Linked DNA regions of Homo sapiens: all the other regions are linked to region 2. Evidence: chromatin contacts called from ENCODE Hi-C data. All regions are on one chromosome and are shown on one strand. The core of a region is the stretch at or near the end of the contact, and the rest is flanking DNA. Distances in the headings are between cores, read along the strand shown. Region 1 holds the start of EPB41L4A-AS1 (EPB41L4A antisense RNA 1). Region 2 holds the start of MAN2A1 (mannosidase alpha class 2A member 1). Region 3 holds the start of NREP (neuronal regeneration related protein).

Evidence for each region. Hi-C counts contacts between places; a loop is a spot of excess contacts on that map. Pooled maps may share reads with other maps.
Region 1: a map of CD4-positive, alpha-beta T cell shows a loop between it and region 2 (6-fold over the local background). The contact joins the promoter of EPB41L4A-AS1 here to the promoter of MAN2A1 in region 2. A Hi-C loop is called at or near these places in 3 of 168 maps with a recorded cell type or tissue (CD4-positive, alpha-beta T cell, CD8-positive, alpha-beta T cell and naive thymus-derived CD4-positive, alpha-beta T cell) and 11 of 50 pooled maps.
Region 3: a loop to region 2 is called in a map of naive thymus-derived CD4-positive, alpha-beta T cell, with 5 times the contacts of the local background. The contact joins the promoter of NREP here to the promoter of MAN2A1 in region 2. A Hi-C loop is called at or near these places in 1 of 168 maps with a recorded cell type or tissue (naive thymus-derived CD4-positive, alpha-beta T cell), 7 of 37 single-sample maps with no recorded cell type and 10 of 50 pooled maps.

The regions. Positions count from the first base shown.
Region 1 is chr5:112,159,276-112,161,775 of GRCh38, forward strand. It overlaps EPB41L4A-AS1 (EPB41L4A antisense RNA 1), which reads left to right and starts at 1,251. Exons shown (of 3, transcript NR_015370.2): 1 at 1,251-2,020; 2 at 2,428-2,500. SNORA13 (small nucleolar RNA, H/ACA box 13) reads left to right here and starts at 2,210; the gene lies at 2,210-2,342. It also overlaps a transcript of EPB41L4A not described here. RefSeq lists enhancers at 1,118-2,317, 1,136-1,345, 1,218-1,950, 1,726-1,825, 1,846-1,895 and 1 more.
Region 2 is chr5:109,687,319-109,691,176 of GRCh38, forward strand. It overlaps MAN2A1 (mannosidase alpha class 2A member 1), which reads left to right and starts at 2,609. Exons shown (of 22, transcript NM_002372.4): 1 at 2,609-3,234. The coding sequence starts at 3,100. It overlaps MAN2A1-DT (MAN2A1 divergent transcript), which reads right to left and starts at 3,781. Exons shown (of 1, transcript NR_186543.1): 1 at 483-3,781. RefSeq lists enhancers at 1,265-1,933, 1,693-1,792 and silencers at 1,903-2,192, 2,203-2,722, 2,753-2,962, 3,373-3,472.
Region 3 is chr5:111,755,114-111,758,892 of GRCh38, forward strand. NREP (neuronal regeneration related protein) reads right to left here and starts at 2,081. Exons shown (of 4, transcript NM_004772.4): 1 at 2,023-2,081; 2 at 657-717. The coding sequence starts at 659. RefSeq lists an enhancer at 1,281-1,838 and silencers at 2,432-2,831, 2,852-3,211.

The sequences.
Region 1 (2,500 bases), core at 1-2,500, 2.5 Mb after region 2:
TTCTTTCTTTTATAGAAGTAGGCTTCAAAGAAACAACGAAAGGTGCTAAAACTGGTCTCTGGATGAATCTCTGCTAGGACTTAGAGAAACATGGAGACCTAGTTGTTATCATACAACTTGTCTTGCTGCCACTTGTCCTGTCCCTTCAAGGAGTTATGGTTATCAGGAAAAAAGCCAATTAACAAACTCTGCTTAATTTTTGTGGTGATAATTAATCAACTCTAAGATTTCAGCATAAAATCCCAACACCTTGCCCTGTGTGACAAGACCCTAAGTGCCTTGCTCCTGCCTGGCTCTCCAGCTGCATCTTGTCACTCTACACTCCTTACTCGACTCCAGCCACACTGGCCAAGGCCTGCTGTCTCCAGATCTTGCATAACCGCCTTCACACATCTGCTCGGAGTTCACTTCCAGTCTTCCTATTCCTAGCCCCATGAGCTACTGAACACTTGAAATGTGTCTAGTCTGAACGGAAATGTGCTGGAAGTATAAAATATACACCGGATTTTTATGACTTAGTAGATATAAAAGAAATATCTTATTAATAATCTCATATTGATTGCCTGTTGAAATATTTAAAATATGTTGGGTTATTATTAAAATTAATTTGATCTGTTTCTTTTTACTTTTTTTTTTTTTTTTTTGAGACGGAGTTTCGCCCTTTTGTCCAGGCTGGAGTCAAGTGGCATGATCTCGGCTCACCGCAACCTCCACCCCCACCCCGCCCGGGTTCAAGCCATTTCTCCTGCCTCAGCCTCCCAAGTAGCTGGGATTATAGACGCCCGCCACCAAGCCCAAGTAATTTTTGTATTTTTAGTAGAGACGGGGTTTTGCCATGTTGGCCAGGCTGGTCTTGAACTCCTGACTTCAGGTGATCACCTGCCTCAGCCTGCCAAAGTGCTGGGATTACAGGCATGAGCCACCGCGCCCGGCGTTCTTTTCACATTTTATGTGGCAATTGGAAAATTTAAAATTACACTCATGGCTCACACTGTTTCCATCGGACAGCGCTACCCTATGGCATGACCCTCTTTTGCTGCCCTCCTGGCACTTACATTGTAGAATTTCAGCATCCGGGCTCACTTGGTCAGTGGCCTACTCACCCAAGCAGAATGTACCACAGAAACCTTGCCTGGCTCACCCACACCTGATTCCCAGGCACTCAGGCCAGGGCCTGGAGCATAGTAAGTGCTGACTAAATATCTTTCGAATGAATGACTCTACTCTTCCTCAGCTGGACTCATGAATTCTGTCGGGTCCCAAAATACGTGGTCTAAAGTCCTTTGGGCTCCTGCCGCTGCCAGCACTGATCATATGCTCTTGACCCTGGTCGGGTGGGGGGATGTCTGGATACCTCCTCTGTGGAAAGAACTGGCCACACATCCGCAGAGGTGACTCGGGCTGAGAACCCAGGCTCCTCCTCCCTTTGGTGACACGCCCCTCGGTCCCTCACTGGCACTTCTCCCTCCGGCCACACGGCGGCGTCTCGCCATAGCGCAGCGGCCGATGGTACAGCCCGCTCCCCCCTCGCGCTCTCGGACAGTGGGTCCTTCCACTTGTAGAAAAGCATTGTGGGACGGAAGCCTGTCCTTTCTTCCTTTTGGTGCGAGCTTGCTGTGGTTTTTGCTCTGGGTCCTCTGGGATGGCGCCTGGCTGTGGCCGCGTGGTCTCTCACGCAGGGGCGCCGGGCGGGGGAACGCGGCCACCCTGAGTCTGGTGAGTCGACTGCGGCGGCCTGTGTCCGAAGTGTCCGGGGCCGTGAACAAGGGCAGCGGCCTGGCCTCAGGCCTGCGTTCCCACGTTTGGAAACGGGGAGCTTCGTCGATTTGTGTTTACATCATCGACTATGCCAGGGAGTTCTCCAGATAAGCCTGGTTTTATTTTCGTCAGTGAAAAGGCCTTACCGTATAACTGACTTTATGCTTGCCCTGCCCCCGTATAAAATAACTTAAAAGCAGCGTGCCTGGTTACAGCTGTTTCCACGTGCGGTGCTCGTCGGGAGTGATCACCTACCCTACAGGTGAGTTTTCACGTTCGTGCAAGACCAGTCGCCATTTAAAACGCATCGCATTTCACTTTTCATTATTAAGTCGGATTTTAAATCGTGAGAAAATTTCTCTGAAATGTATTGTCCGTTTTTAGGCTGTAATCGGCATTACTGTCAGCCAGTCAGCAACCTTATGCCATAAAGCCTACCTCACGCAGTGTCAGCCTTTGTGTTGCCCATTCACTTTGGAAACTAGTGAATGTGGTGTCAAAAAAGGCGTAAATTAAACGCTTTGCAGCCTTTTCCTGCCCTTAAATTTGATACCTTTGGTGTAGGAGCTGCATAAGTAACAGTTGCTGCTTTTACGTTTCCACGCGTGATCTTGACCCTGCTAGCCTTAAGTGTATGGTTTCTCTTAGCCAGTTCTAATTTTTGTTCAGGTGGAAGATGGATGCCTGAAGTGTAGACTGCTGCTAGCTGAATACCATCTGGGAGCATAAAGGTGACCTGAAG
Region 2 (3,858 bases), core at 1,359-3,858:
GTGAATTGACTTAGGTCTGAGAACTGAGAGACTGTGACTATCCACTGTGGTGACTCAAGTCAGGTTTTGGCTACCTGACTTAGATCTTTTTACCTGTTATAAATATCAAGCAATAATCTATTTCAACTGCCTATCTATTTTGTTCTCAGAGCAGCTCCGTAAGCCAAGGCAGTCTGATTTCCTGCTGCCCTTTAAGGTACATGTGCGCCCACCTTGTCTTTGTTGGTTATGTGCTGCCTGGTTTCTGCTATTCTGAGATCGTGTCATCCCCATTGAAATCAGGGAGCCCATCTAGATAGTGGCATCCTCTATAGTCAAGGTTTTCAAGCAAGGCTAGTCTCTTTAGACACTGGAGGGCAACCTACTTCCACTGATAAGAGAAAGAGTTGGCGTGTTTAAGATTGTCGGTTTCATCTGGGTCCAACCCATTTCAAGTATTGAGATTCTATTATTAAAAAATAACACCATTTTACACGAAAAACTCAGAATATGTGTGAATTTAATAGCAGTTATAATTCAGTAACATGAAAATTAAAATTTTGTTTGATTCTCAGCATAATTCTTGTTGCTACAATAAACCAGAGCTTTTGGAATTCTGCAGAATATCTCTGGTTCTCATACCATAACTCTGAGAGTTAAAAAACCTGTGCTTGTCATTTCTCTTTATAACCACTCAAAAGCACGCAAAAGAATCCATCCCACACCAGTCTTTCTAGTCATCTTTATAACCATAGCAGTCAAGTGTAGCAGCCACTTGGGGCCCCAAGGCACAGGCTTCAGTTGGCACTTCATCAGGATCAACCACAGGTAATTGCTTAATTGAGATGCCCAGCATGTCATGAATTACATTTCCCTTTGGCAAGGAGCTAAAGCTCAAAACCTCAATCAAACTGACCTTTAATCCCATCTTTGCAGGTCTATTTCTTGGGACTACTCCCGGGACAGGGAAGGCTTAATAAAAAGAATTGTTAACTATAATAGAGGATTAGAGTAATGAAGGATTCACTAGCAAGAAGAGAACTTTAAAGAATATAGCAACAGCAGCTATAAGGAGCTAACCTTATAACTAACTCTTGGGTTGAGAGACAGAGTGCCCAATGAAGAACCTCCCCAATTCCTCCCAGGGCTAAGATCTAGACGTTTTTGGAGAGGGCATGACCTGGCTCACTGAATGGCAGAGAAGTCACCATTGGGCTACGTCTGCAAAGCTTGTGGAAGATGTGCCCTCTGCAACTTGCTGCAAATGCCTCTAGGGTGCCAGGGAAGTTATTCATGGGGTAGTGTCTCACCTCCTCTACAAAGCTCCTAGAGTTGGGCATGTGAGAGGAAATTGCTAGTTACTGAGCACTATAGGACCTTGGCAGTGGAGAAAGCCAGGTATGCTGCAAAAGCTTATCAATACACAGAAATCAGGAAGCAAAATCCTTTTTTTCTGTAATGTCTCTTCAGCGCCCTCTGCTGATAAAGCTTCAGTCCCAGAAGGCAAACGAAAAACTGTTTAAAAGGCTCAGATCCGTTTTTACAGTGCAGTCAAAAAGGGCGAATTTGGAGCTGAGAGGCAATAAATCAATAACTGGCAGAAGCATCACTTCTCAGATTACACTCATGGATTTCGTAGTCAGATGTTTCTACATGTGCCTGGACGGCCCTTTGTCAGTCTCCTTTCCCCCAGGTTTTAACAGGCTGTCACCAAAGGAGGAAATAGTGAGCCCGAAGAGAATGTGCAAGCCCTCTTCTCTTGCATTTCCTCCAGCCCGTCACCAAGTACTCTTCCAGGCACGCCAGGCCCGAGTGTCCTAGGATAGGAAACCTGAGCAACAAAGGGAAGTGGGGTGTAAGCTCAACCCCTGTTGGACGTGGGGGTGCTGGCGCCTGAACGCCCCCGAAGGCCTCAACTCCCAGAAAGCTGCCTGCCAGGTCACAAGAGCCCTGTGAGGTCTTCCTATCGCCGGGACACTGGGAGGCAGGCGCGGGGCGGGTCCGCCGGGCGACGCGCTGTGATTGGGCGCCGTGGGGCCCGCCCCCTCATCTCGGAGCGTCGGGAGGGGGCGGGGCCAGCCGCCCGCTCGGCTCAGGCGCTGCGGGCGCCTATTGACCCAGCGGCTGCTGCGCCGCCGCTGTCTCCTCCTGCTCGTGGCGGGCGGTGCTGGAGCGCCAAGTGGCGCTGGAGAACCGGCGCTTCCTTTCGCCGCTTCCGCCGCCATCTCCGCGTTTGTGGGGCGGGAAAGAGGGAGGGGGCTAGCGGCTGCAGCTGGAGCGGGCTTCTCTCCGGGGACGGTCCTTTCCTCCCTGCTCTCCTTTTCCTTCTTTCCGCGTTGCCGCCGCCCGCCCCCTGCGCCTCCCCGCGGAGCCTGGGTCCGGGAGGGGGAAGGTAGGGGCGGCGGGGGGCGGGAGAGTCTGGCGAGCGGACGCTAGCTCTGAGGAAACTCATCAATCCGTGAGCCCCGGAGTCCGGGGTGCACATCGGCCCAGCCGCAGCGTCGGCGGCGGCGGCGGCAGCAGCACGAAGGGGCTCAGTCGGGGTAGGCGGGGGCGGTGCCGGTGCCGCGGGGGCGGGCCCGACCGTCCCGCCCAGAAGTTGTAGGGCTTGGCTCCTCGCGATCTTGTTCCTTTCCCCTCCGCTTCTCTGACCTAGCTGCGCGGCCCCGGCCCGGGAGCTGCCGAACCCGCGCCTCCCCTGGGTGAGGAGGACACGCCTGCCCTCGTCGAGAAAACTTTTCCTGCCGACTCAGTTGGGGCGGCGGTGGCAGGAAGTGCGGGCAGCGACCTCTCCTCCGCCTGCCCCGCGCGCCCTGCCGGAGGTCGGCGCTGAGCTTGCGATCAAGTTTGTGGGGGCCCCCCTTCCCAGTTGCCGGCGAGTCTCGCCTCGAGAGGGGCGCCCGACCCCGGGGAGGGCGGCAGGCCAGGGCGAAGGCCAAGGGCGTGTGGTGGCGCCGGAGACTAGGTGCGGAGCAAGGCGGGGACTCGCACCCGCATCCGAGAGCGCGGAGGTCGCGCAGCCCGGGAGAAGGGAGCCTCCGGCGGCTGCTTCCTAGAGTCCACAGTGCGCTGTCTCCTTTGGCTGAGGAGAGTGTCCTGGCCCCGAGTCTATCGAGGAAAATGAAGTTAAGCCGCCAGTTCACCGTGTTCGGCAGTGCGATCTTCTGTGTGGTGATTTTCTCGCTCTACCTGATGCTGGACCGGGGTCACTTAGACTACCCCAGGAACCCGCGCCGCGAGGGCTCCTTCCCTCAGGTAAGCACCTGGGAAGGGGGCGCGGGGCTCCGAGGGGCCAGGCGTGCGGGCCCCTGGTTAGCGGCTGCTACCCAACCTCTTCCTCCCGCCGCGGCCCCACACCCGTGCTGGGCGAGGCCAGGGGCTCTGTAGCTCTCGGACGGCAATGATCACCTCCTGGGAGCCACCTCGCCCGGGCGCGCCAAGTTAACAAAGTGCTGGGCGGCGTGCGGCGGCGGCGGCGGCATCATCCCGCTCAGGAAAGTGGCCATGTTCCGGCATTCGCACCCGGCCTGTTGGGGTGGCTTCGGGCACCTGCTGGCGGGGGAACGGGCGCGGCGTGAGGCACCCCCCGCCAGCCCGGGGCCCGCGTATCCCGGTGGGGTCGTTCTCGGCTCTCACAGGGTTAAGCCGCCCGCACCAGCCCAGAGCCCCTGAGCGCACGGAGTCGCGGAAATGGATCAAACCGAACCCACCTAGGCTTTTTTTTCTTTTTCTTCCCCGCTGCCTCTGAAGAGAGAGAAGTTTATTTCGTGTTGCGGCCCTTTTAGATGTGAATCTCTAGGTTGATTTTAGTGTCGTCATTCTTCAGCTATTACATCTGGTTTGTTTGTGGCAGACAGGGGGAACCGAGTGGGGAAGCGC
Region 3 (3,779 bases), core at 831-3,330, 2.1 Mb after region 2:
TCCTTAATCAGTAATCAAACATTAAACTGCATTCTCTGTGGATCATAAGCTTTGTCAGAAATAGTTATACTTTTATTTAGAGGTTAACATGCTTGACTTCTAAAATTGAGTACATGTCTCTCACAAATGAAATTATAAATCGAGAAAAATAACAGTAATTATATTTAAATAGATGGGGCACATTAATATAAAAATTCATGCTTTTCATCTATATTGCTTTAAAGGATAGCATATACAGTAGCTGTTTGATCAGCTGGACAGACTCCTCAGTTTTGGGTAACTTCGGCCTAGCTCTAAGACCCAAGGCTTTGTTTGAGCCCTACTGCTGTCACCACCTCCATGCGTGTCACAACACATCACTCTTCTTAAAGAACCGAATAGTTTCTGTTGTTCAAATTAAATAAATCCTCACTTCTGAAAGAGGAATTTTAGTTTTCTATTCAAAATAATTGCAAGTCAAAGAACTAATTTGCCACATCCAATTCACATAAATTGCTGTACTGCAACGCTCCCAGGAACTGGAGATAGAACCTTTTAAAGGTCAGATGGGGTGTAGAACAATGAAGGGTTGAGGCGGATGAAGATGGGTGGTTGATATTTATATGTAACAGACTGGTAAGAAGTACTGAGAATCTCCTCTGATGACCAAGTCTTACCATTTTGAGAATCTTAGTCTTGGGCTTCTATTCTCCCTCTCTTCAGTCCAGGGAGACCAACCTGCAAAATATGTTTAAATACAGTAGACACATCGCCTCACCACAGGTCAGCAAACGAAAAATGCCTCTTTAGAGGTTACAGACGAATAACCATTTTCTGTGGTTAAGATAAGTTACATGCAAATTATTGTTAACTACTGGGATTTCTGAAAGAGCTTTCCAAGTGGCCTATAGGCTTAACTAAGGGACAAAGGAATCCCTGGTACTTGGCTTTGCAGAGTCCTGGGCTATTCTTAGTGTTTGGTTCATCTTTAAATTGCATGAGTTCAAAAGGTTTAGCAACTTAAAAGTAGAACCAAGTGATAAAAATAGATTGTTTTCTGGCTGCTCTTTGTTCCCAGACATACTACTGGCAGTATATTTGCAATCAAGACGACAGAATAGGAATCAGCCTTCCACCGTGTAGTGTAATGCCTCAGAGTGGATATTTTTGGAAATGGCACTGCATTACATAACCTTCCGTGTTTAAAAAAAAAAAAAAAACCCTACACGGCGGGGGGGGTGGGGGGAGTCAGGAATATACACCATTCTGTCCTTCTCCCTAAACCAAATAAACATTAATGTACATACTGCTGCAGTGATTTACCCTCAACCTTTATATTATCAGAAGACCGCTCTTTTGTTAACACAGTTATGACAAAAATTAAGATGAATGGAGAAACTAAAAGTTCTCAAAAAGGGTATCATTCGCTCTTAGAGTTTTCCTATAATGTTATTATAGATACACATAAATGCACATCAGATTATTATAATCACCAAGAAAAAAACAGTCATTTATTTTTAAGGCCCTCCCCGCCAAAGTTCAACTGCTTTATAAGAAAATGCAGAAAAAAGTGCTGCAAGATCGAATGCCTAAGAAGACCCTCGGAAGCAGCAGCATTGAAAGAGTAATCAAGTGTAAGGGCGGAGGGACACAAATTCATTTTATAAAAAGGGAGGAAAAGCTTGCATGCACCAAAGTGCATTTAATGCAAAGAAACACAACAGTTTCTAACAAGGCTTTAGGAGCAAGAAGAACAAAATTAACCACACCAACAAGCACAAAACCCCACCCCTTCCCAAAAGAATTCATTTCTCCCTCCGAACTTGTGCATTTTAGAAAAAACCCAAGTTAAATTCCAGCCTGAATGCAGCACAACCAAAATGCCAGAATTTCTCCAAGGTACACGCTTCAGCTCTTTAAAATTTAGAGGGAAGAAGCATGAACTCTGCAGGGTTGAAGGGTCCAGCTAAGAGCAACGGCAAGGAATCGACACAAAAGAGAAACCAGCGCTCCCAGCCGGGGATAGGAATGGCATATACTTACAGACAAAAGCCCCGCTCCCTGTTCACTCTCTCTCCTCTCTACACCTGAAACACAAATGTGGTTGAAAAAGGGCAACATGCTAGAAAGACAGATTGGGGGGGGAGGGGGGATTGGGGGAGGGAGGGGGAGGGGAAAGGGGTGGAGGAAGAGGAGGGAGGAGGGGGAAGGGAAACAAAACCCAAACCGGCTTCACTTCCAAGAAGTGCAGCCTTGGAAAAAGGAGGAGGAGATCATCTCCCTGCCTCGCGCTCTCTCTCCAAGAGTGTGTGTGTCTCTCTCTTTCTCTAAGAGTCTCTCTCTCTCCCTTTCCCTCTCTCTCCCGCTAGGGTGCTAGTGAACAATGAGCTAATTCTGATGGAGCTGGCGCGGAGCCAGCGCCCCAGCCTTGCTGCCACTGTGCAGCCGCCTAGGAGCCAGACTGCTTACTCGGCAGGAATCGGCGGCTCTGGGCCCCGTCGGCGAGCGGCCAACAGGCGCGCGCGCCCCGACACCCCGCACCCGCGCCCCGGGCGCCCCGCTCGCCGCGCCGTCCCCACTGCACCGCGCGGCGCCCCGGGGAGACAAAGCGGACCCGCAGCTCTGCGCCCCGGCCCCGCCCCGGGAGCACGGCGCGCGCAAATCCCCGGCCTTCCTCCCCGCCCCCGGCCAGCCTCTCCGCCTCGACGTGCGGTTGCTTTTCAGACAAATAAGGAGGTGGAGGAGGCGGTTTGGGGGCGCGCCAAGCGTGAAGGCGGCCAGGGTGCTGCACAGCCCGGCGGCCCGCCAGGGCCGTGGGGAGAGGCGGCGCGGCCCGTACTGTAATAATAAACCTGCAGCAGAGGGCATCTGAGGAAAAGAGGACGGCGACGGGCGGCAGCCGCCTTCCTTTTATGTGCCTGTCCTGAGCGAAGCAGAAAATGGTGCCTGCGGCGGCGCGGAGCCGCGCTCAGACACACAAAGAGTCCGCGAAGGATGCATTTGCACACGGCCTCGGGTCGGACCCTGCCCCTCAGCTGGGTACGCGCGCCCCACTCCCTTCCGCGGGGAAGCCCGGGGCGGGGAGCGCCCCTGAAGGCCGGGCCCAGAGGTCCTGTGGCTGCGCGTGCACACACACACGTGCACACAGTCACACGCGCACAACCAGCCAGAGCTGCGGCCTGGCGTGATCGGCCCAAGACATACTCCCCTGGTGCTTCCTTCTCCTTCCCTATACGCTCCCCCACTGCCTGCCCGTCTGAAATTGTACTTTTTAAAATCGAGGATTGCTTTAAAAAATAAAGTGCTTTGCCATTTCTGATTTTTGTAAACTCGTCGTTCTTATTTAAAATCTATCTTTTCATAGTAATGTAATAGCTCAAAATTTTGCAACAAACTCAAATAAACTGGTTCTGTTGCCAATAAAGCAGGATATCATTTTATGGTAACTCTCAGATGTCACAGGAGAAGATTATTTCCTAATTAAATTGCCTTTCCAAGAAAAAAAGATATAAAGGATCATAGTGTCTTCTAAATTTGCCATCCACTTTTTCCCCTAATCACTGAAAGCAATGTTTTCCATTGTAACAAAGAAAATAAGGCAAATTTACAAAACTCAATTTTTAAACGTGTTTACAGAATGTCTGATGTTTTAGATTTAACATACTGGGTACAGCAATAGCAAACCTTAAAAAGCAATACTTTACACTCACAATTCTAAAAGAATGCACTGAGTTCTCTGTATGCTTGTTGCTGGGACTATAGGTCACCTTTAAAACTACAAAGCCATTGCCACAACAAAT